Linked DNA regions of Homo sapiens: regions 2 and 3 are each linked to region 1. The links are chromatin contacts, found by Hi-C or POLR2A ChIA-PET in ENCODE. All regions are on one chromosome and are shown on one strand. Each heading gives the region's core, a stretch centred on a gene start or an enhancer-like site at or near the end of the contact. The rest is flanking DNA. Distances are from core to core; before and after follow the strand shown. Region 1 holds the start of PRSS23-AS1 (PRSS23 antisense RNA 1). Region 2 holds the start of ME3 (malic enzyme 3). Region 3 overlaps ME3 (malic enzyme 3).

Evidence for each region. Hi-C counts contacts between places; a loop is a spot of excess contacts on that map. ChIA-PET counts read pairs that join two places held with the same protein, here RNA polymerase II (POLR2A). Pooled maps may share reads with other maps.
Region 2: a loop to region 1 is called in a map of ovary, with 4 times the contacts of the local background. The contact joins the promoter of ME3 here to the promoter of PRSS23-AS1 in region 1. A Hi-C loop is called at or near these places in 1 of 168 maps with a recorded cell type or tissue (ovary) and 2 of 50 pooled maps. POLR2A ChIA-PET finds 5 or more read pairs at or near these places in 2 of 52 experiments (Panc1 and activated T-cell).
Region 3: a loop to region 1 is called in a map of endothelial cell of umbilical vein, with 2.4 times the contacts of the local background. The contact joins the enhancer-like site here to the promoter of PRSS23-AS1 in region 1. A Hi-C loop is called at or near these places in 4 of 168 maps with a recorded cell type or tissue (CD8-positive, alpha-beta T cell, endothelial cell of umbilical vein, left cardiac atrium and 1 more), 1 of 37 single-sample maps with no recorded cell type and 9 of 50 pooled maps. POLR2A ChIA-PET finds 5 or more read pairs at or near these places in 1 of 52 experiments (PC-3).

The regions. Positions count from the first base shown.
Region 1 is chr11:86,936,328-86,939,795 of GRCh38, forward strand. It overlaps PRSS23-AS1 (PRSS23 antisense RNA 1), which reads right to left and starts at 2,158. Exons shown (of 4, transcript NR_187135.1): 1 at 2,073-2,158. It also overlaps a transcript of PRSS23 not described here.
Region 2 is chr11:86,671,162-86,674,725 of GRCh38, forward strand. It overlaps ME3 (malic enzyme 3), which reads right to left and starts at 1,455. Exons shown (of 15, transcript NM_001161586.3): 1 at 1,163-1,455; 2 at 601-797. The coding sequence starts at 783.
Region 3 is chr11:86,453,993-86,457,697 of GRCh38, forward strand. The region is part of intron 8 of ME3 (malic enzyme 3); the gene reads right to left. Among named protein-coding and RNA genes, the nearest start is that of CCDC81, 81 kb to the left of the region's middle. Within about 2 kb of position 2,284, at least 5 of the 41 ENCODE cell types and tissues checked have a DNase peak (open chromatin) inside an H3K27ac peak, as active enhancers do; they include endothelial cell of umbilical vein, where a contact is called at or near this core.

The DNA.
Region 1 (3,468 bases), core at 908-3,407:
CACAATCTCAGCTCACCACAACCTCTGCCTCCCAGGTTCAAGTGATTCTCCTGCCTCAGCCTCCCGAGTAGCTGGGATTACAGGCATGTGACACCACACCTGGCTAATTTTGTATTTTTGGTAGAGACAAGGTTTCTCCATGTTGGTCAGGCTGGTCTCGAACTCCCGACCTCAGGTGATCCGACCACCTCGACCTCCCAAAGTGCTGGGATTACAGGCGTGAACCACAGCGCCCGGCCAGCCAATTACTTTTTTTAATGTGGGGAAAGGTATATAATCTTGCTGAAAGAGTTTTGCTCCGTGTGATGGTTCATACCTGTAATCCCAGTATTTTGGGAGGCTGAGGCAGGAGGATGGCTTGAGCCCAAGAGTTTGAGACCAGCCTGGGAAACAGAGACCCCTGTCTCTACAAAAAATACAAAAAATTAGCCAGGCATGGTGGTATGTACCTGTAGTAGGAGGCTGAGCTGGGAGGATCACTTGAGCCTGGGAGGTTGAGGCCACAGTAAGCCATGATCATGCCACTGCACTCCAGCCTGGGTGACAGAGTAAAGAAAAAAAAAAAAAAAGAGTTCTGGTCATACCCTTACACCCTTACTCTTACATTTAGAACATTTAGAACATTAATGCTGCATAAATGGAACATGTCCAAAAGCCTCTTAGGATGCAAGCCTCTTTTGAAATTGCAAACTGGGACCAGTACATGTGCCCTAATAGAGGGCAGTAGGAAAAAAAGCAAGAGCTTTGCAGCTGCTGGATTACGAACCTCTCTACTGAGGCACTAACTCCTATTAAGGTGTTAGCTCCTACTGACCCAGCAGAGGCTGAGTAAAGATTGTCATTTTGGTCAATGATTCTTAATCAGTGGTATTTAATCTTTTGAGATCACAGACCCCTTCTTTGAAAAGTATGAACCATCTCCCCAGAAAAAAGACAGGTGTATGTAAAATATTCTTGCATTCAATTGTAGACTCTCTGCCTTAGCCCTAGATTTTTTAAAACCATATTTTAAAGCATGGCTCCCCTAATTATAGAATTGTCAGAGGCGTCTGAACCAGAGCAACTCCATCTTGAGTAGGGGCTGGGTAAAATAAGGCTGAGACCTACTGGGCTGCATTCCCAGACGGTTAGGCATTCTAAGTCACAGGATGAGATAGGAGGTCAGCCAAGATACAGGTCATCAAGACCTTGCTGATAAAATAGGTTGCAGTAAAGAAGCCAGCTGAAGCCCACCAAAACCAAGATGGCCATGAGAGTGACCTCTGGTTGTCCTCACTGCTACACTCCCACCAGCACCATGACAGTTTACAGATGCCATGGCAATGTCAGGAAGTTACCCTATATGGTCTAAAAGGGGAGGCATGAATAATCCACCCCTTGTTTAGCATATAATCAAGAAATAACCATAAAAATAGGCAACCAGAAGCCTTCTGTCAGTGGAGTAGCCATTCTTTTATTCCTTTACTTTCTTAATAAACTTGCTTTCACTTTATGGACTCGCCTTTAATTCTTTCTTGCGTGAGATCCAGTAACCCTCTTTTGGGGTCTGGATCCGGACCCCTTTCTGGTAACAGAATCTTCCAGTGTTAGAACTAGACACAAACTTAGAGATGATTTTTGTGAAAGCACCTTATTCCTAGTGGTGTGAAAGCTGAGGTCATTTGGGATAATAAATGGTTCTGCACATTTTCAAAGAGCTAACCCTCATTGTCAACACTACCTTGAACTAGTTGCCCCACTCCTAATTTGCTCCTGTCAAAACACTGCAGCCAAATGCAACAATCCAGTGCCACAAATGGCTGCTGCCAGGATGTCAGTGAACATTTGTCGAGCACCCGAACCAGCATTGGGCGCAAGAACAGCTCTTGCCCTTGAGAAGCTCAAACACATCTAGAGGAGAAACAAACAAGAACAATATAATGTAATATAACACATGCAATTACAGATGTTTGAACTAGGTTCAGAGGTGCCCTAAAGGAAGGTGCTACAGGCTCTGCTTGATTGGATCATGCGAGGCTCCCAGAAGAGGAAACGTGTATGCAGGGACTTGAAGAAGAAGAGGAAACACTTACTCAGGGACTTGAAGAATGAGCAGAAGGGCCACGGAGTGAAAGAGCCTCCTGGCTCAGGAGTCCAGCATGCAGGAGCAGAGAACACTGAAACAGCCTGAGAACAGGAGGAGCTGGAAGTGGCTGGGATTGGCTAGAGCATAGGGTGTGTCTGAGGAAGAGGAATGATGTGGCTGGAAGAGAGGGGAAGAGCCAGACCTGAGGGTCTTGGATATCACTCTGAGGGGTTTGGACATAAAGAAGAATATCAGCCGATGTGATGGATTAAGGAGCTCCTTCCTGGGGGTGGTGCAAGGAGGCCAGATAGTCATCTGTCCTGGATGGCCTTCCGAGGGGCTGGGGGTAGGGGTGGGGTGGGGCTGGAGTGAGGGCAGCCTCTCTGAGATCCCTATCACCTCTCTCTTTAAAAATCAGCCACTGCCAAACACTAGAGAACCTAAGAAGGCCCCTGTAAAGCAGAAACGACAGGCAGTCAGCCTAGAGTACACCTTTAAAAAGTCAGTAAGACATATACACCAGAAAAGGACCATGCTTCTCCATTAAAAGATAGCCAAATGGGAGGAGGCCTTCTCAAAAATATAGGGAAATTTCTCACTTGATGTATTGATGTTTTTCCTCTGCAGAGCTTCACATTTTTCATCCATTCTTAAAATTGAGCCAGTTTAGCCCTAGGAGGTGGGCAGGCTCTGAGGAATCATCAATCAAGAGAAGAGAACATCGCCAGAAACACGTAAGGGAAACGTTTCCATGTCACTACTTCTCAGGATTCCTGGGCATTAAGGGTACTTAAGAAGTGCTTGTAAGGAGTGTGTTTTCTCCCAAGCAAACACATAAACAAAAAATTCTAATTACAGGGACACTGCATTGAGTCTGTCCTAAAGTTGTTCTGCCTGTATTCACCACTAGGTGTCATTAGAGCCCTCTTTTAAAAGAAACAAAGCTTCAAAAAACACTGACCTCAGGAGAATAATTTTTCCAGTGTTCCTATTTCTCAGTTAAAAAAAAAAATATATATATATATATATATATATTTTTTAACATGAGTAAAAATTGCAAATGTTCAGGACTTAGCTCTTGAATGGCTACTAAAGATTATAATTCCTCAGACTACCTGCAAATATCATGAGTCTTACAGAATCACAATACATTTTTATTGAAATATCCATGGTAAATATACATCTTACAGGAAATTCCATTGCGTTTACACTATTTATTTAATAGAAATAATCTCTGGGATTATTTGCATTTATTTCTGAAGGAGGATGTTTTTCCTTCCTGAGAATAAGTTCAGGAAATGGGTGAAATGTTCAGGAAGTTAGCTAAATGCTGATGTAAATCCAAAAGGAAGGTCTGTTGTTGTTTCTTTCTTTTTTTTTTTTTAAAGGGGTGGGTGGGGGGG
Region 2 (3,564 bases), core at 205-2,704, 270 kb before region 1:
TGTTTTTTGTAAAAGAAGAGGTTTAAACTAGGATCTCTAATGCTCCTGCAAGCTCGAAAATTTCTATAAGTCTAGACTTTTCCATCCTTGCTCTCAAATTAATCTTTTTCTCAGAATAATAATCATAACCTTATTTATTCTCCCACTGGGTACCAGGCACTGTTCTAACGTACCCCCATTTTCTACCCGCATTTTCTCTTTAGATCTCACGACATTCCTAAGACAATTATATCTCTTTTACAGATAAGGAAACCTAGGCTCATGTAGGTTAAATGAACTGCCCAAGACCAATAAAATTAGTAAGCATCAAGGGGAGAGCTGACCGCAGGTCAGACTGACCGCGAGGATCTAAACCTGGTCTGTGTTGTTACTGCAGAAGAAATTAGGCTCCCTGCATTACTGGTCGCCTCTCTCCACGCATAAAAGGGAGAGGAGGGACAAGAAAGCCAAACCAAGTCACAACAAGCCCCTGCAAGGCAAAAACAGAAAAACCGCTGGAAGGGCGCCCGGGAGGATCCTTTCTGGGTCCAGGGGGCGGGGCGCAATTTTCCGGCAGCCACGGGATCGCAACGCGGGCCGTCCTGCCCTCTGGCCCATTACCTTGTTGAGATGAGGGTTCCTGGTGACATCGTATCCGCGCTTCTTCAGGGGCACAGGGCGCGCCGGGCCAGGCTTGGAGTGGCAGCCTTGGGCGGGCGCGGTGGGTGTCCAGCGCGGGAGGGCGCCGCAGGCCCGGCCCGGCCAGGGAGCCAGCCGCGTGCCTGTCCCCAGCGCGGCACCCATGGTCCTTGGCAGACCTGGCACGGGAGAGAAAGCAAGGTCAGGGCCTCCTTCCAGCCAGCCAGGACCCACGCGCGCTGCGGGGCACCGGGCCTGATCCGGGGACGCGCCCTCTGGGAGAGGGCAGGTGCTCCCAAAGGGTTAAATGTTCCAGCCCCCGCCACTCCTCGGCTGCCACCTGCTCGGCTCCGCGCGGGGCGCCAGGCCTAGCCAAGAGCCAGGCAAAGCGAAACCAAGCCCTGGAAGCAGATCCGGTGCGGGTGACAGCCGGCGCCACCCCTGCCCCCATCCCTGTGAAAAAGAGGCGACTGCGCGGCGAGGGGTCCCCGTACCCCTAATCCCGCGTGGTGGCTTGCCTCGGTCCTCTCCTTCCCTGGCCCACCTGCGCTGCTCGGGGAGCTGAGGTCTACGCGGTCCCGCTGCGGAGCAGGCGGGGTGAGGAGCTGCGGTCTGTGAGTCCTCTCCCGCCAATGGGTGGACCGCGCTGGCGGCCGCGAGCTCGCGGAGCTGGTGAGTTCCTCAAAGAGCGGTCCCACAACCTTTGTTCTCAGTGCCTGGCTTCCCCTGAGGACGCGCGTGGGGCGCCTCAGCACTGCGTGCACGTGGTTTTCCCCAGTGACAAGAAGCAGCTCAGAATGCCCGCCTGAGACTCTCCATCTTGGCAAGACTAAATGCACAGAGGGGGATTTGCGTTTGGGGGTCAGCATATCCTCGCACTCTCCCAACATTCGGGGAAGGGCGTGCCTTCAGGATTTGGAGTAGAAATCCTCAGGCATTCGGTGCTCAGTGTTGCCTTGTGCTGTCCAATATAATAGCCATTCGCCACGTGTGGCTATATAAACGTAAATAAATTAGTCTATATAGAATAAAATTTAACATCCAGTTCTGCAGTCACGCTAGCCACATTTCCAGTTCAAGAGCCACTTGTATGCAGATACAGAACATTTCTGTTTTTGCGGATACTTCTATTAAGCATCATTGACATAGGAGCCACAGTTACTAAGAGGACTTCTGAGGACCCCATGGAGTTTGCCATGGGTTATTGGGGCCAGACAGGGATCTTGGGGTCCATCTAGCCCCAAACTTAATTTTATACTTTCTCCACACAGTAGTCAGGAGATTCCTTTTAAAGCAAACACTTTGTTGTGTGTGGAATAAAATCCAAACTTTCAGGGCCTACAAGATTTCCCATAAACTGGCTCTTGCCAGCCTCTTCAGACTTATCCTACTCTACTCTTTCCTTCTCACTGATCTCTGGCCATACTTGATCCTTCCTGTGTCTTCACCCCACTTGGTTCCCTCCCACTGCAGGGCCTTTGCACTTGCTATTGCCTCTCCTTGGAAGGCTCATACTCCAGCCTTGCAAACCACTACTTCATTCCCACCTCTCAGTTCTCCACTAAGTTGTCAACTCGAAGGCCTTTCCTCTATCCCATTCAATGTCAGCCTGCACTAGGAACTATAGAGTGAAGGGGTTTTTCTCTTTAGAGAACTTAACACAGTCAGTAGCGCGCTTGTTTTTCTGATTGTTTACTGACTATCTCCTGTCTAGAATGTAAGCTTCATGAAGAGAGGCTCTTTGCCTGTGAACCTGTGTGTCCTCACTGCCTAGCTCACTGCCTGGTATGTAGTTGCACAATAAATAGTTGTTAGGTGAAGGGAAGTGGCAGCCACTTTCATAAGGATCGTGAACCCTTAGACTTACTGACAGACAGTTGGCACGGTCCTCTGCTGACACCCCTTCAAAGCTCCCGGTGCCAGCATTAGCCCCGTTGTAAGTACCAAGCAGACATCATGGCCCATAATGTGCTAAGGGGTGCTCCTGCCTGAGTTCAGGATTCCCTCATCCCTTCAGGAATAATCGTCTCCTCCTGCAGTCTCTCTCCTCCCTGTGTAATATCTAATTTTCAACTTGAATGATCTACGTAAAATAGTTATTTCCAAAACAGAATTACAATTACCTGGTAGGAAATAAGGATGGGGCAAAAATACAGCTTTCCAGGCCCCATCCATGAAGATTCTCATCCAGTAGGGTTTACATCCCTGAAGTCAGGTTTACTCTTGGACTGCATATTTACATAAGCTTATAAATGATCTTTTTTTCTGCCTTAAACCAGTTTGTGTCAGATGTGTGATTGTGTGCAACCAATAGTATTAACTAAATCCTTTCAACACTATTTTTATATTGGCACTTCTTCCCACCAGTCAACATCTTTGGGGGGCAGAGATCATGTGTGTTTCCATCTTTGGTATCTAGTGCATGCAAATATTTGGAAATTGATTGTTGAACCAGTTTGCCCTTGCTGAATACAATGACCTTTCCCTCCCCTGGAGGATATCTAATAGGTAACTTTAGTCATTTGAAACCAGGATGTAAACAACAAAGGTTTCCAAACAAGCGAACATAATTTTTATAGCATCAATTCACTAAAGCTTGTACAGTTTACATATAAAAGTCTCTTACATGTCCTCACCTGTGGCCTATATTCTCTTAACCCAGGCATAATTCTACAATGTTGTTTTGTGTGTGTGTTTGTTCTTTGGTGACAGGAAAGAAAAGGTTAAAGGCAGGTCCACCAGGAGCAGTGACAGAAGGCAGTAGCAAGAGGAGGTGGTGGCTTCTCAGTTCCATACAGTTGTCCAGGGACCCAGGTTTTCTCTTTTGCTGCCAGGCTCTTCTGTAGCTGTTGCCCGCCTCTACACAGCGCTAACACCATGTTAGCATCCCAGCCGTGGAAAGCGGGAACAAGGAAACAGAGGGAAAGCAAATCGATTTGTTTTTTT
Region 3 (3,705 bases), core at 1,034-3,533, 480 kb before region 1:
CTCTATTAAAGCAAGTGGTATAGACTCTGATACAGAGAGCTCACAATAAAGTAATCACAATCAGCAACACTCCACGATGGTGAAACCAAAACAAAACAAAGCAAAAGGAAATGAAAGTAGGACTATTTATGGCTTACTACATTTGGATAATTTAAAAAATTGTTGTCATCTATGGCTGGTGAGGAAGGAATGAAAAGTAAAATGTTCCAATATACTTTGTGTTTTAAAGTGCTACAATCTTTAGTGAGAACTGTTTCCCCATCTAGAGCAAAGGCATAAAATATTTTTGCCCTTTGACCTTATACTTCTACTTTTGAGAATCTCTATATAGAAAAGTCCAAAATGTATATACTAGGATGTTTATGACAGTGTTATTTATAATACAGAATGCCTGGAAATAACCTACACATCTAACAAAGGAGTAATGATTAAGTAAAGTAGCCAGTGTAGACACAGTAGACTGTTTTATAGCTATTAAAAATGATCATCATGAATATTATGCAGCAACATGGAAAATGCTGTGAAGCTAGTCACTAACATCAGATATTGTTCCAAGTACTTTATATGTCTTAACATGAAGACAGTTATTCATTTAATCCTCATTATTGCCATCCTCATTTTACAGATTGGGAAAATAAGGTATGGTTTGCTGAATTGTACAAGATCATATAACAGAGCCAGGATGTGAATCCAGGGAATCAAGCTCTAGGGCCTGTGTGCTTAAGCACTAACCTATGTTCCATTGAGTTGGCTGGAAGGAAGAGAACATTAAATAGTATACATTTATCACACACATAGAATCCAGAAGGAACTTACAAAATACTAATGGTTGCAGGGTGGGAGTATGAGTGAATTTTCTATATTCTCTGTTTCTAGTTTTCCAGGTGGCTTATTTTTAGCTAGCTCTAGGGTGGGCCTTCTCCTAGATTTATACTTGGCTCAGTGGCTGAGATAGGGGGTACAGCAAACAGTTGGTGGCCAATAAGTGCACATTCATCATTGTGGACATCAGAAGGCGGGACTCTATGCAGGATCATACTTCTCAGAAGATGGGGTGCAGGCACCCCTGTCTTCACACAGCTGTGGCCTAGAGGGAGTGCTGAACTGTTGGCAGTGTCACAGAGACAGGGCTAAGGATACTGGGACTTCCTAACATCCTTCCCATGGTCTGCAAAGTACACAGTGTGCACCCTCTGAGGGCCTACAAAGTGACAGGCACCATGCTAGGCACTGTCGAAGACAGATGAATCAAACATGATCCCTGCCATCAGAGAACTCCCAGTTTACTAAAACTTGGGCACAAAACAGTAGAACACAGTGGGTAGTCAGAGATCACTGGAAATTGTTACATTCATTTATTTTTTGAGCATCAATTATGAACCAGGCTCAGGTACTGAGGATACCATGGTAACAAAATAGACCAAGCTCATTTCTGTTTGTAAGGAAAGAAATTACTAAATGATTACAAGTGTGATGGCTTTTATAAAACAGTTGTTCATGACATACTTTTTGTTAGTTTATGTACAGAAAAGTATGTTATCAGTATCAACCTACCTCTGCAGTGCCTCCCCGTGTACTCCATGTACCAGTAGCTTTATTCATTGTTCCCTACACATATCATGCATGTTTATACTTAGGTACATTTCCCCTGCTATTCTACCTATCTAGAAGACCATTTTGCAGTTCATTATTCCTTAAGACTGCCCAAATGATCAGCAAGACATTCCTTGCTACCCCAGGCATCCTTAACCATGCCTCCTTTTCCCATATCTACTTTTTTATCTAACCTGAATGAAGCTGGACTATATCATGGTCAGGCTCAGCACTGTACTGCATTCAAAAGAAACACCAAGCTGACATCCAAGGAAGTATCAACAAGCAGTTTAAATAAGTATTTAAATCACTTAAAGAAAGGGCGAGGAGAATTGCATTGTATGACCCTCTTCTGAAATCCCCAAATCCCCTTTGTCCTTAATTTTCTCCAAAGTCCACTTATTATGTGGCACTCCCTATTTTCTCTGCCTCCCTCCAAGTAACTCCATACTTCTTACTCTCCGCCCATAAAACTCTCTTTCATTTCAGTTCTACGGAGTCAGAATTTGTATTTAAAAAGATCTCCAGATGATTTGTATGCCATTCCAGTTTGAGATGCACTGAACTAGATGGCCTCTCTAGGTGAGGTACTAGTTTCCTGCCATTGGCTAGCGGGAGTTTTCTGCTCATCGGAGTCTGTTTCAGGACAGCCTTTTGCCTCCCTGAAAGGAGGGGTTGCGCAAAGCATTTGCCACCAGATGGCGCCAAAGGTATTCCATCAGAGATGATCCCGCAGACACTACACTCTGGATGGGTCTTTTTCTTTTTGGGTGTCAACCGTCTTCTGGGGTTATTTGCAGGTTGAATAACTGGGCTTCCTCACAGAAATTCGGTGCTGGATGGGGATTGGAGATCATGGCATTTAACAGTTGTACAGATGAGGAAATTGACAGAGAAAGGTGGCTTGGCCCTGTCAGTCACCCAAAGCAAGGAAACCTGGGGGTTTCCTTCCCAGGTTTGCTTCCATCCCTTCATGATCTCTGCTGCTCAGACAGCCCTTCCTGACTATAGTTGAAGGCAGCAGGAGAGGTGTTATGGGGTTTCTCTGGGGAAGGACGGAGCAGGGTGGTAGCAGAGGCAGAGGGAAGTGAACTTAGGCAGTAGATGTCAACATTCAGCTGTACCTCTGGAAGGGGAGGGGAGCTCAGAACAATGGGAAATCTGATGGGAAAGAGTCACACATTACAATAAAAGGATGCAAGGTCAGCTGCCATTTATTGATCACTCTTACTGTGGCCTTGGCTCTGTGCTGTGTGCTTACCAGCACAGGATTTGCTCAATTAATCTTCCCAACAACTCCATGAAGTAGGGACTACTGTGCTCCTATTTTTTGCCCTTAAAAGTGGAGAGTGACGCTCAAGGGAAATGGAACTAATCAGGACAGAACTTCTGAATCCTTTCACCACCAAGTCTTCAGACCCTCTGCCTCCAATGTCCAAGTACTTGCTTTTCCCCCTGTTACCATCGATGCCTCCCTGCTTCTAGCTAAAGCACCACTTGTCTAATGGATCCCATCATTTTTGCCTACTTGTCCCATTATTCCCACTCCTATTTCCTGCATATTCAATTTTGCCCTCTCTACTGGATCATTCTCATCAGCATACAAATACACTGTAAAACTTCCATCTTTAAAAGGCCCTCCCTTGGTCCTATATGTCCCACCCTATTTCTTACTCTCCTTTATAGGCAAACTCTTCTAGAGAGCTGAATATATTAACTGCATCTAGTTCCTTCCTCCTTGGTCCCCATGAAACCCAGTCCAATCAAATGACTGACCCACCTCTTGTCAGGGTCCCCAAGTACCTCCAGGTGGCCAAATTCAGTAATCAGTTCTCAGCCTTCTTCTTTCTTGACCTCTCAGCAGCATTTGGTACTGTTGCCCATTTTTTTCCTTTGGGAAGCTATTTCTGCACTTGGTACAGGCCAGAACTCAAGAGGAAAAACAGTGGTTCTTAAGCTCCAAATTACAAAATTTGGCAAATAAAGTTATCTCCATCATTAACCTGCATTTTTGGGGTGCTCTTGGGCTATGCACTAGGGGTTTAAAACTGGAAAGGAAGCTACTTAGCTGTTTCGAGGTAACCACTCTGAGAAGCCCATGGGTCCAGGGAT